Regions from separate parts of the Homo sapiens genome. Here all the other regions are linked to region 1. A link is a contact called in ENCODE Hi-C or POLR2A ChIA-PET data. All regions are on one chromosome and are shown on one strand. The core of a region is the stretch at or near the end of the contact, and the rest is flanking DNA. Distances in the headings are between cores, read along the strand shown. Region 1 holds the start of PPP2R1A (protein phosphatase 2 scaffold subunit Aalpha). Region 2 holds the start of GP6-AS1 (GP6 antisense RNA 1). Region 3 holds the start of LENG9 (leukocyte receptor cluster member 9). Region 4 holds the start of TSEN34 (tRNA splicing endonuclease subunit 34).

What was found. Hi-C counts contacts between places; a loop is a spot of excess contacts on that map. ChIA-PET counts read pairs that join two places held with the same protein, here RNA polymerase II (POLR2A). Pooled maps may share reads with other maps.
Region 2: POLR2A ChIA-PET joins it to region 1 with 10 read pairs in WTC11. The contact joins the promoter of GP6-AS1 here to the promoter of PPP2R1A in region 1. POLR2A ChIA-PET finds 5 or more read pairs at or near these places in 3 of 52 experiments (B cell, HEK293T and WTC11).
Region 3: a loop to region 1 is called in a map of naive thymus-derived CD4-positive, alpha-beta T cell, with 29 times the contacts of the local background. The contact joins the promoter of LENG9 here to the promoter of PPP2R1A in region 1. A Hi-C loop is called at or near these places in 1 of 168 maps with a recorded cell type or tissue (naive thymus-derived CD4-positive, alpha-beta T cell) and 6 of 50 pooled maps. POLR2A ChIA-PET finds 5 or more read pairs at or near these places in 2 of 52 experiments (PC-9 and endothelial cell of umbilical vein).
Region 4: a map with no recorded cell type shows a loop between it and region 1 (19-fold over the local background). The contact joins the promoter of TSEN34 here to the promoter of PPP2R1A in region 1. A Hi-C loop is called at or near these places in 1 of 37 single-sample maps with no recorded cell type and 9 of 50 pooled maps. POLR2A ChIA-PET finds 5 or more read pairs at or near these places in 1 of 52 experiments (activated B cell).

What each region holds. Positions count from the first base shown.
Region 1 is chr19:52,188,496-52,191,644 of GRCh38, reverse strand. PPP2R1A (protein phosphatase 2 scaffold subunit Aalpha) reads right to left here and starts at 1,593. Exons shown (of 15, transcript NM_014225.6): 1 at 1,471-1,593. The coding sequence starts at 1,548. RefSeq lists enhancers at 1,378-1,617, 1,068-2,035, 1,948-2,167, 2,178-2,227, 2,258-2,387 and 1 more.
Region 2 is chr19:55,004,613-55,007,761 of GRCh38, reverse strand. It overlaps GP6-AS1 (GP6 antisense RNA 1), which reads right to left and starts at 1,535. Exons shown (of 3, transcript XR_001754013.3): 1 at 1,473-1,535; 2 at 1,298-1,345.
Region 3 is chr19:54,462,311-54,465,459 of GRCh38, reverse strand. It overlaps LENG9 (leukocyte receptor cluster member 9), which reads left to right and starts at 1,682. Exons shown (of 1, transcript NM_001301782.2): 1 at 1,682-3,149. The coding sequence starts at 1,934. It overlaps CDC42EP5 (CDC42 effector protein 5), which reads left to right. Exons shown (of 3, transcript NM_145057.4): 3 at 1-434. The coding sequence ends at 359.
Region 4 is chr19:54,190,042-54,193,190 of GRCh38, reverse strand. It overlaps TSEN34 (tRNA splicing endonuclease subunit 34), which reads right to left and starts at 1,883. Exons shown (of 4, transcript NM_001077446.4): 1 at 1,584-1,883; 2 at 1,227-1,470; 3 at 818-1,075; 4 at 1-16. The coding sequence starts at 1,826. RefSeq lists enhancers at 431-947, 2,916-3,149 and a silencer at 1,792-1,993.

The DNA.
Region 1 (3,149 bases), core at 344-2,843:
TAACTTGCCCTTGTCAATCAGTAACAAGTGGAAGGGCCGGGAATACAACCACAACCTGTATGCCACCAGAAACAGTGATATACCAGGAACCTAGGAGGCGAGACCCACGTTTGGCAGGTTACCCAGTGCACCTTGTCCAATTTTATAAATGGGAAAACAGACCTAAAGGGAGGATGGGACCTCTTTAATCACCACTCCCAATAATTACAGCTAATATTTATCGAGCCCTTACAACAGGCCTGACACCATTCTACTTTTTATTTGTGTCATAATTCGTTCAGTCCCTCACAAGTCCCTCCAGCAAGACCAGGACTACAATTAGCCCATATTTTATGGAACACAGAGACCCAAAGCGGTGAAGTAATTTGCACAAGGTCACACAGCAGGTGGGAGGTGGACTTGCAGTTCTAACTGTTCTCAATCCCACACCAGCCCGGCTCAGAGCCTTGGGTCACCTCATCCCATAACCAGGAATGTTCATCCGGGCTGGGCGCGGTGGCTCACGCCTGTAATTCCAACACTTTGGGAGGCCGAGGCGGGTGGATCGCTTGAGGTCAAGAGTTCCCGACCAAGCCTGGCCAACATGGTGAAACCCCGTCTCTGCTAAAAATACAAAAATTAGTCGGGCGTGGTGGCTCGCGCCGGTAATCGCAGCTAATTAGGGAGCTGAGGGGCGAGGATGGTTTGAACCCGGTATGCAGAGGTTGCACTGAGCCGAGATCGCGCCACTGCTCCCCAGCCCCAGCCTGGGCGACACAGAGACTGTCTCAAAAAAAAGAAATAAATAAATGTTCATCTGCTTAGCAAATCCCTCAACCCCTATCCTGGTCAATGGGAGGATCCGGGGAGATGGGGAGGCGGGTTTCTACAACCTAATTCGCTCCTAAACTTGGCTAGTCCCCACCTTTGGTGGGGGGGTGTTTTTGCGTCCCCGTCCTCTTAGGACACCTAAACCAAAATGAGAGGCGGAGGAAGAGCAGGAATTAGGATGGCAGGCCTTCGCCTCTCGGTCCCCACTTGGCCCAGCAGTCGAAACCCAGAAAACAAAAAAACCTTCCCAGGTCCCGACCCACCCGGCGGCCCTCCCCTACTTGGAGCAAGTCATGCGCGCCCCACATCCCCAAGAGGCCATTCAGAGGCCGCCGCCAATCACGGAGTCCTCCTCTCTCCCAGACCCAGTCCGCAGACCCCAGCCCTGGCCACAACCTCCCAGGACCGCGGACCGCCGCGCGCACAGGGCAGGCCCGGGACCCTCGAGGCTAGCGCTGGCCCCCGCCCTCCACTGGGCCGACACCCAATCGGGAGCGCCGTCTCAAGGAGTCCGGGCAACCGGGGAGATAAGAGACGCACGCTGATTGGCCGTCGCCCCCTTCCGCCACTCCCAGCGAACGCTGAGTCTTCTCCGCGAGGGCCGCCCGTGCCCCCAGGTACCCCTCCGCGTCTTCCCCAAGTCCCCCGTAGCCTCCGGACCTGAACGTCCTCATTGCGGAGTTCGTCTATGAGCACCGCGATGGGGTACAGCGAGTCGTCGCCGTCGGCCGCCGCCATCTTGGCTCCGTCCCTTTCCTGTCAGACTGCGGCCAGCGCTGTGCTGAAACGTGGGGGGGGCAATGCTGGGAGAAGAAGGAAGGGCGGGCGTGGGGGCGCCCGAGCCAGTTTACAGGGGCTGCTCCACGGCCATTGGCCGCGCTACCCAGGGCTAAGCTCGCGTTTCTTTGGTCCGGACTTGTGAAGTCCCGCCCACTTCCGATTTGCCATTGGTCGAGTGAACAAGATTTGACTAGTTTGAGCCTAGGAGAGGGGGAAGAAAGCGGAAGTTAGCCGTGTCCTAGCGACCAAGATTGTACCCGCCCTGGTCGCTGCTAACAACGACCGAGACGAGCAGTAGTTTCTAGCCAATGAGGGGCGACATGGGGAGGAGGCTAAGCCTGCCCTTTCTTGAGTCCCCGGGAAGGCTTCTGCGCGTGCGTCGGTGGTAATACGTGACGTCCTGTGGGGAGCTGGAGGGTGTGCAGGTTTTGGGTTACCAGGCCGTGGTTCCGCTGGCTGGCTGGCTGGCTCTCCGCGCCGTTGCGCGGCAGGAGGAGGGAGTGAGACTTTGATTTGTGCTTGATTTATGCCAAGGCCCAGAGAAGGGAGCGACTTGCCCTTCTCTCTTTTTTCTTTTTCTTTCTTTTTTTTTTTTTTTTTTTTTTACTTTTTTAAAGACAGGGTCTCGCTCTGTTGCCCAGACTGTAGTGCAGTGGCAGGATCTTGGCTCACTGCCGCCTGGACCTCCCCGAGCTCAAATGATCCTCTCGCCTCAGCCTGCAGAAATAGCTGGGACTATCGGCGCGCGCCGCTAGGCCCGGCCAATTTTTAAAAAAATGTTTGTGGAGACCGAGTCTCACTGTGTTGAGCTCAGTTGCCTTGCTGTTTGGATGAAACCCAAGCCCCTCGGGCTGGTATTCAATACCCTGTCTAGGCGCGTCTCCCATCTGTTTTTTACCTTTTATCTGATGTCCTGGAGAATTACAGCTGCCTGAGCACTTCTTGCGTTTTCATGCCAGCAAGCCTCCTTGCCCAAGCTGTGCGTTCTGCTAGGGGTGCCTTTCATATTCACTTCTGAGATCTCTGCATAAATGCCTCCCCTTTACTCCCTTTCCTCTCTGTCTTCAGGCTCTGTTCTCTAGGCTTCCAGAGCCACAGAACCCCTCTCTCTGTCTCTCCAGTCCCATCTATCTCTCTGTCTCTCCAATCCCATCTCTCTCTCTCTCTCTCTCCAATCCAATCTCTCTCTCTGTCTCTCAATCCCAGAGCCTGGGCTGTGACTATGTATTCGAATTTGTTTCCTCCATAGAGTGGGAGCAGGATTGGATCTGACTAATCTCTGTTTTTAACCTCTTCAACACAGCCCTACCCCCCCACCGCAATCTTAGGACCACTCTAACTGAGGGAGTTGAATGGGGATGGGAAGGCCTGGGATGCTCTTTCCTCCTTTATTCTGCTACTTGAAGGGCTAGGCTGAGCTAGCACTCTGACAGATCTGAATACCCACAGCATCTATTTCTTTTTTCTTCTTTTTCTTTTTCTTTTTTTTTTTTTGAGACGGAGTCTCGCTCTGTTGCCCAGGCTAGAATGCAGGGGCCCGATCTCGGCATACTACAGCC
Region 2 (3,149 bases), core at 286-2,785, 2.8 Mb before region 1:
TCTCAACTACTCACACATGCCCTGCTCTTGTTTACACTGCCAGTTTACACTGTTTCTCCAAGCCAGCACAGCTGGTATCTCCTGGTACTATCCCCATACCGCCACTGTTAACTCTTAAAATAAATAAATAATCTTTGCTGGCAAGGCTATGCTGAACCTCCTTAGGCACTTTCTAATTAGATGTCCTGAGTCGTCCCAATTCTTAGACCTTTAATACCTGTTTTTCTCCTTTCCTTATTCCCTTTAGTTTTTCAATTCATACAAAACTGTATCCAGGCCATCACCAATAATTCTAAATGACAAATGTTTCTTTTAACAATCCCACAATGTCACCCCTTACCACAAAATCTTCCTTCAGCTTAATCGCTCCCACTTTAGGTTCCCACGCCGCCCCTAATCCTGCTCAAAGCAGCCTTGAGAAACATCACCCATTATCTCTCCATACCACCCCCAAAAATTTTTGCTGTCCCAACACTTTACCCCTATTTCATTTTATTTTTCTTATTAATATAAGAAGACAGGAATGTCAGGCCTCTGAGCCCAAGCTAAGCCATCATATCCCCTGTGACCTGCACGTACACATCCAGATGGCCGGTTCGTGCCTTAACTGATGACATTCCACCACAAAAGAAGCGAAAATGGCCTGTTCCTGCCTTAACTGATGACATTGTCTTGTGAAATTCCTTCTCCTGGCTCATCCTGGCTCAAAAGCTCCCCTACTGAGCACCTTATGACCCCGACTCTGCCCGCCAGAGAACAACCCCCCTTTGACTGTAATTTTCCTTTACCTACCCACATCCTATAAAACGGCCCCACCCCTATCCCCCTTCGCTGACTCTCTTGTCAGACTCAGCCCACCTGCACCCAGGTGATTAAAAGCTTTATTGCTCACACAAAGCCTGTTTGGTGGTCTCTTCACACGGACGTGCATGAAAGGTGCGTGTATATTTTTGTAACACAATAAATAATAACAGTATACACTTTTTCTTTTAGAAGTATGCTGTTAAACAGAATTAAGAACAGGAAGTCTCAAAATTGTTTCTTTCAGGAGAGAAGACTTATTAATGGGGGAGAGTTCTGAACCACTTGCTTTGCATACTGCCACTTAGTTAAAAAATCGCATTTTAACTTAAAAATATCCAAAAATAACACAGTTTTATAATAAATTATTACGAATATCACAAAATAATAAAAATACAAGTAATGCAGAGTGGAAATGCAAAGCTATGAGTGCTAGACGGCTAACAAGTCATAACAAACAACACCAAAATTAAAGAACAAGATAGTTGTGACTTACCTTGGTCAATCACTTTCCATAGTAGTCATTCAATCCAGGATCTCATCTCTGAAAATGAAGGAAAAAAGCAACAGAAAATAGTGTAGAGGTCTCTGGTGTTCCAAGAATAGGCGCTGCAGAGAGATGTGGGTGCCTGGGCTGTGCCCAGTCACTGAAATGGCACACCTGATGCTACCTGTTCACTTCGGGCTGAGCAGGAGAGAGAAAAGACGTTCCCCTCAGCCACTTCCCGTCTTCTGATTTCACTTCTTGCCTGCCTCCGACTGCAAATCCTGGTTTGACGTCACTTCCTGTCTTCTGATTTTACTTCCTGTATGACCTCACTTCCTGTCTTCTACAACCACTTCCTGTCTTCTTACTTCACTTCCTGTCTTCTGACTTTACTTCCTGTATGACTTCACTTCTTGTCTTCTACCACCACTTCCTGTCTTCCGAATTTACCTCCTATCTTGACTTCACTTCTTGTTTTTTTTTTTTTTTTTTGACAGGGTCTCGCTCTGTCTCCTAGGGTGGAGTGCAGTTGTGCCAGCTTGAAACCACCTTTCCAAAATTATGACTGAGACAGTGAAAGAGATTTAACTGACTCCATTTTGCTTCTAACCTCCAAGCTGTCCTTTTTCATTCCTGGGCATAGGCTGAACTTTGGGAGAAACTTATAGTTTAAACAAAGATGATAGCCCTTTTCCAAAGCACACCTCTTTGTTGCCTGGGGACTAGATTGGCCCTGTAGGACGAACATTAGCCACGAGATTAGAAATTATGACTTAGGAGTCATGCAGCTGGAGGCTACAAGATTGTGACCCTCCCTAAACTGCTTCTAAGATCAGCGTTTAACTTGCAGACCCTGTACTTGATGGATCAGCTGGCACCACCCATATCAATAAACTGGCCCATCTTATCTTTTGGCCTCCACTCAGGAACTGAGTGCAAGAAGATAGCTTTGGCTCCCACGATTTCATCCCTGACCAAACAGCACTCCTGGCTCACTGGCTTCCCACCCACCCACCAAGTTATCCTTAAAAACGCTTCCTGAATGCTGGGAGACACTGATTTGAATAATAATAAAACTCTGGTCTCTCGTAGAGCCAGCTCTGCATGAATTATTCTCTATTGCGATTCCCTGTCTTGACGAATCAGCTCTGTCTAGGCAGTGGGCAAGGTGAACACATTGGACTATTACAATCTTGGCTCACTGCAACCTCCACCGCCTGGGTTCAAGTGATTCTCCTGCCTCAGACTCCCAAGTAGCTGAGATCACAGACGTGCACTACCATGCTCAGCTACATTTTTTTTTCTGTCCCCCGGGCTGGAGTGCAATGGTGCGATCTCGGCTCATTGCAACCTCCGCCTTCCGGGTTTAAGCGATTCTCCTGCCTCAGCCTCCAGAGTAGCTGGGATTACAGGCATGCACCACCAAGCCTGGCTACTTTTGGTATTTTTAGTAGAGACAGGGTTTCACCATGTTGGCCAGGCTGGTCTCAAACTCCTGACCTCATGTGATCCACCTGCCTCTGCCTCCCAAAGTGCTGGGATTACAGGTGCGATCCACCATGCCCAGCCCATTCCGTCTTCTGACTTGACTTCCTGCCTGACTTCACTTCCTGAAGGATGTGGTTACCATGGAAGTTGTTTTGGGGCACAGGATGTGGTCTGGGATTGGGGATTGTGAAAAGCAAGACCCTCACCGGGGTCTTTCTTCCAGAGCTGCAGCTGAGCCACAGGATCTTGAACAGGAGAGAGTTCTTCCTATTCTTGTGGAAGAGCTGAGGATTGAGAAAAGCGCGGCTTAGCTCATGGGAGTGACCTTAGCTTTGAGAAGCCTGAAAATGAGGCTTGGAGGTAGAGAGTGGTG
Region 3 (3,149 bases), core at 433-2,932, 2.3 Mb before region 1:
TCCGGCACACGCTGCACGTGGGGCGCGGCGGCGACGCCTTCGGGGACACCTCGTTCCTGAGCCGCCACGGCGGCGGGCCGCCCCCCGAGCCCCGGGCGCCCCCCGCGGGGGCCCCGCGCTCCCCGCCGCCGCCCGCCGTCCCGCAGTCCGCAGCGCCCTCGCCTGCCGACCCGCTGCTGTCCTTCCACCTGGATCTGGGGCCCTCCATGCTGGACGCGGTGCTGGGCGTCATGGACGCGGCGCGCCCGGAGGCGGCTGCCGCCAAGCCCGACGCGGAACCCCGCCCCGGGACGCAGCCCCCCCAGGCCCGCTGCCGCCCCAACGCGGACCTCGAGCTGAACGACGTCATCGGCCTCTAGGTTCCCTCATTCCCCGCGCCCTTCCCGCCCGGCACCCCACTTCTGTATACATAAACGGCCAAGGTGTGTGCCCGGGCTCTGACTTTTCACTTTGCACGTGGAAAGGGATGAATGATAGGGTCCTGGCGCCTCTGAGAGCCGGATGTGTCACCCGGAGGCCTGGTCCGGGTCCGATGATTGCCCTGGGGTGGGGGTGCGGCTCCTTTAAGAGAGCCCGAGGGCGTGGCCAGGCGGTGCCCCTTGCAGAGGCGGCGGCTCCCGCAGTCCCATTCGTCAAATACTGTGCGCCACCGCCGGCCGGACGTGGTCCTGGGGCCGGGCCAGACTCAGCCACCGCGGGGCCAGCCGAGGCGGGGCTGCAGAGTGCTGCAGCCCCAGGAGTCTTTCTGGCCCTGAACGCCTCAGGTGGACTCCGACCCGGCGGAGCCGCCGTTTACTCTGGGAGCGGCTGCAGAGGGAAGTGTCTGAGAACACTTTTAGAGCAGTAGGGGCCTGGTCTCCGTGGGGGAAGGGTCCGCAGGCATCTTGGTTCTTTAAGGCCCCCGAGGGATGGGGCCGAACATGCAAATGATTTGGACTGAGGGGCCAGGTTCTCGTAAGTTTCCCAGAGGGGCGGGGCCGCAAATGTAAATCACTTGGACTGAGGGCGGGTCCAGGTTCTTTAAAGACGTCCCCTCATGGGCGGGGCACACAGGTATCACCGGGAAAGGGGCGGGGCACCACATGTAAATCACCGGGAAAGGGATGGGACACAGGTAAATCACCCGGAAAGGGGCGGGGCACCACATGTAAATCACCTTAAAACGGACAGGGCACACATGTAAATCACTTGGGGAGAGGCACACACGTAAATCACCCGGAAAGAGGCAGCACAAAAGTATCACTGGGAAAGGGCCAGGGCACGCATGTAAATCACCCGGAACGGGGCGGGACACATGTAAATCACTTGAGAAGGGGAGAGGCACTCGTAAATCACCCGGAAAGGGGCGGGGCATTACATGTAAATTACCCTGAAAGGAGCGGGGAACATATGTAAATCACTTGGGAAGGGGAGAGGCACACATAAAAAAAAAAAAAAATCACCTAAAAGGGGTGGGGCACTCGTAAATCACCAGGAAAGGGGCGGGGCACCACATGTAAATCACCGGGAACGGGGCGGGGCACTACATGTAAATCACCTAAAGGTCGAGGCACACGTAATCATCCCGAAAGGGGCGGGGCATTACATGTAAATCACCCAGAAAGAGGCAGCACACATCAATCACCGGGAAAGGGGCGGGGCCAGGCTCCCAAGAGCTCCGGGAGACCGAGACTGCCGCAGCCTTTACGCAGCTTGCTTTCCTGGCGCTGGGGGAGGGCGCAGCCGGGAAGTCCCAGAGCAGCGGTGTCAGGCTCTCCACCAAGGAGGGACTGGGCCAGAGTCCTCGCGAGGGCACGCGGCGTGGTCCCCAGAGCTAGGCCGGAGCGCGGGCCGCTGACGCCACTGTCGGGTGAGGCTCGGTGCATCCAAGGGGAGCCGCCCTCCGTGCGGGGCGACCTCGTCTGCGCGGCGGGCGTGCCAGTTCCCCGCACCCATGGCAGCGGCCAGAGAGCCGGAGTTGCCGCAGGAAGCCCCCGCCACGGAACCCGCGCCCCCGCCGGCCTGCCGCTTCTTCCTGGAAGGCCGCTGCCGCTTCGGCGCCCGCTGCCGCCAGCCCCACCCTGGGGCGCCGGCGCCGCCTGGCCGCGAGGCGCAGCCGGAGGCCGGGGCCAAGAAGCCGCCGCTGCGCACAGCCGCGGACGTCATCCAGCGCATCCGCTGGGACCCGCGCCTCGACCCCGCCGACTTCTCGGTGGGCTACGTCGACCGCTTTCTGGGTGTGCGCGAGGAGCCCTTCAGCGCCTTTTGCTGGGACCAGCCGCTGGCGGCGCTCGGGCCGGGCGTGCTGGCAGTGCCCCAGCACCGCGTGCGCTTCTTCCGCTTCCGTGGCCGCCTTGTGTGGGACCGCGCCTCGCGCACCGACCTCGTCTTTGGCTCTGGCTCGGCGGCGGGACGCGGGCCCACCATCCTGGACGCACCGAACACCGAGGGCGCCCACGGGGCAGAGGGTGCCGAGTGGACACTGGCGGGGACAGGTCAGGAGGCCCAGGCTGCCCCCAAGCGAGGGAGCACAAGGCCGCTCTGCACAGGGCACCAGGAACCAGGCGTGGAGGAACCCGGAGAGCTGGAGGCGGCCCAGGAGAGGGCGCTGGGCACAGCTGCTGATTTGGGAACACTGGCCCCAAGAGGACGCCTCGCCGGAGTGACTGAGGCACTGAAGCCAACAGCAGCCACCAGGACCACATTGCTGGGGGGCAAGGAAGCACAGGCCCTGGGAGTCCCGGGGGGCTCCGCTGAGACGACAGAAGCCGAGTGGGGTCCTGCGGCCTGGCCCGAGGACAAAAGGGCCCGCCTTAGTGTTGCAGCCCCTTGCCAACCGCGCCCCACACATTTTGTGGCCCTCATGGTGACCGAGCCTGGGCTACAAGCAGAAGTGACCAAGGCCCAGGAATACCTGGTCCACGTGGCCCCACACTGCGCCAACTTCCTAGTGCCCTCTCAGAACCTACACCTGACCCTGGCCCTGCTGCGACTGGCAGGCGCTGGGGAGGAGGCCGCTGCCATTGGAGCTCTGAGACGGGCCCTCTTGGCCCCGGGGCTAAATGCACCCCCTCGGCTGAGCTTTAGAAAGCTGGTCCTCCTGGGCCCGCATGTGCTGTGTGCCCCACCCTCTCCCACACTGGAAAGCATGGCACAAGTGCTGAGCCAGA
Region 4 (3,149 bases), core at 634-3,133, 2.0 Mb before region 1:
AAGCGGAGGGGGTCACCTGGGGGAAGGAGAGAGGCACTGAAGCAGTGACCAATGGCAGACGGCTGGACGCCACGGGAACGACCACTGGGAGGAGATCTGAGATCATTTCAGCCATCACTATAGATACTCTAAAACAGATGCTCTTGGACACAACTATTCCACTTCTAGGCTTTTTTTTTTTTTTTGAGACAAAGTCTCGCTCTTGTCCCCCAGGCTGGAGTGCAATGGCACGATCTTGGCTCACTACAACCTCTGCCCCCTGGGTTCACATGATTCTCCTGCTTCAGCCTCCCGAGTAGCTGGAAATACAGGCACCCACCACCACGCCCAGTTAGTTTTAGTATTTTTAGTAGAGATGGGGTTTCACCATGTTGGCCAGACTGGTATCAAACTCCTGACCTCAGGTGATCCACCTGTCTTGGCCTCCCAAAGTGTTGGGATTACAGGCGTGAGCCATTGCGCCCAGCCTGATGTCTAACTACTTCTAAGTGAATCTTCTGGATCACAGTAATCATTTAATAAAAGTCGTTAAACTGCTTGCCCAATGAGTTCGGGAGCTCCCAAATGTTTCCTGTCTGTCTATGAATTTCAGAGGCTAAGAGAAAGTGAGACAAAAAAGAAAAATGCAGCTGGGCCTATAATTCCAGCACTTTGGGGGGCCGAGGTGGAAGGATTGCTTGAGCCCAGGAATAGGGACCAGCCTAAGCAACAAGAGACCCCACCTCTATTAAGACAAAAAAAAAAAAAAAGAAAAACGCAGAATACATTGGGATCGTATGGAAAGGCACAGCAACCAGAGGCCCCAACCCATACTCACCAGGATAGACCAGGAAGTCACCTCCGAACTTGCCAGCCGCACTGAGGAAGAAGCCTCGCTCCCACAGGTCTCTGTAGATACTGTAGCGCAGCTCGTGGGCAGGGCGGCCGGCGTGGGGCCAGTCTTTAGACTGGACACGCCAGTCCAGGGGCCTGGCCTTGACCGGTCGAGGCCTGGCAGTGGCCAGCTGGACAAGGAGAGCAGATCTGGGCAAGGGGGCTACCCCATTTGAGGGTCCTGCTTGGGAAGACGAGGGGCCTGGTGGGGAGTACAGAGAAGAGTTTGGTAAATTCAAGGGGTAAAGTCTTCTCACCCTCAGGGAGACCCAGGCACTGGATTCCCAGCTAAAATTCCTAAAAGATCTCTCCTCTCCTTCCCGTGGTCCCTGGACTCCACCTCCCATGCTCACCAGCTTCCTCCTGCTCTCCCGAAGCCTGGCCATCACTGGTCTCATCCTCTTTGGCAGCCTGGCTCGAGCCGGCCTCCTGGCTTGAGCTGGCCCCTGAAGCCTGTTCTAGTTTCTGCTTCTTAGCAGCCTGGCCCTCCGTAATCTTCTCCAGGAGCTCCTGACGACGGGTCTCCCGGGCCTCAGCTGCCAAGGCGCTCTGCTCCTGGAAGCTCTCCTCTTGCTGGCGCTTGAAGGATGTCAGGGCCTGAGAAGCACACTTCGCTGGAACCTCCAAGCTTATGGTCCCTTCAGAAGCCAGGAAACTTGACTCCCAGGTCCCGCTCCCACCGAACCCGAGTTCGAGCCCCGCCCCCTTACCAGGCTGTGGTGCCGAGAGTCTGGACGCGGGGCGCTGACCAGAGTCACGGCGCCGATCTCGGCCAAGAGCCGCGCCTCTTCGGGCATCAGCAGCAGCGGGAGGCCCAGGCGCGAGTTCTGGCGGGGCCCGCGGGGCAGGGCGCCTACCGTGCGGCCCCCCACACCCAGGCGCTCCCGGAGGGCCTGCACCGCCTCGGCTCCCCACACCAGGGAGCGGCCGTTCGCCACCTCCACCACCAGCATCCTCCTGCGGGAGCCGGGAGGCAAAGCAGTTACCGAAACAGCTGCGCGCCGCGGACCGCTGCAGCGCACCCAAAGCCTCCGGGGTCTCGGCGAAGCCCCGCCCCTAGGCCTCAGGGGGCGGGGCCTCGCTCAGCCGCCGTTCACCACCTGCTGGGCCCGAGCGCCAGGCCCCGCCCCCGGGCGATCCCACCAGGCCTCGCGGCCGCCGGAGACGAGACGCCGGAGACAAGCCCCCGACCCTCTCCCCTCGCCAAGCCCCCAGGGTCCCGCTCTACCCTTGTGACCCTGCGGTCGGCACCCGCTCTGTGCCCGCACTGCCGTACCTACCATTGCGCCTTGGAGCGTGAAAAACAAACCTCCGCAAGCGCGGCGACACGCCCCCTTACAAAGGTCCATTTTGGCACCACCCTCTTGCAAAGTGGGCGTCCCCCTTCGGGTGTTCCCGTCAGCGGTCAGAAGCTCTGGAGGCTAAGGCACCGCCGAGGCCACACCCTCTTCCGGACGCTCGAGCCTTCGCTCCTCCTCTTTCCGAACGACTGTGATTCGGCTTTCGGACCTCCTCGCTCTCAGACTCCCACAGTACAAAACCCTGCCCCCTCCCGAGCACAGGAAGTTCGGCGTTCGGGCGTCCTCGGCTCCACCGAATCCGCAGCCCCGCCCCCTTCTCGAACGCCAGCAATTTGACGTTCGGGTGTTCTCGGCTCGGCCGAATCCGTAGCCCCGCCTCCTCCCGGACGCAATAGGTTCGGCGTTCGGGCGTCATCGGCTCCCGGCAGCCTCGCGGCCTGTGGCCCCGCCCCCTCCGAGCGCCAGCGCACCCCAGTTGGGGAGTTCCCGCCCTACGACCGAACCCCACAGCCGAAAGCCCCGCCCCCTGGACACCCGCCGTCCACTCTCCGCTCGGGCGGGCTCACCCCAATTGGGAGCGCTCAGTCCGCCTCCTTGCCTCCCTTCAGAATGTCCCACTGTCCACCGATAGAACCAGCGAGTCACCTCATAAACAGTAATTCGCAGTCGAGGTGGAGCCACCCACTGCGCACCGCGCCACGCGCTCCTTGCTCCACCCCCTCATGCCGACACCCTCGTCAACTTCGTCATCCCGCCCCATCAGCGCCGCGGGAAGTCAGGTCCCGCCCCTCGCAGGACCGAAGCCCCGCCCTCCTCCCGCGGGGGCCACCTTGGCTCCGCCCCACTGAGCGCACCTCCCTCTGCCGCTTCCTCTCCTCTACTTGGGAACTTGAGGATCGTCATCCTGGCCCGGTCCCGTAGGCGCACGCCGGCCCTCGGGGTTCCGCCCCTTTGAGGGCAAGTCGCTTTCGCCCC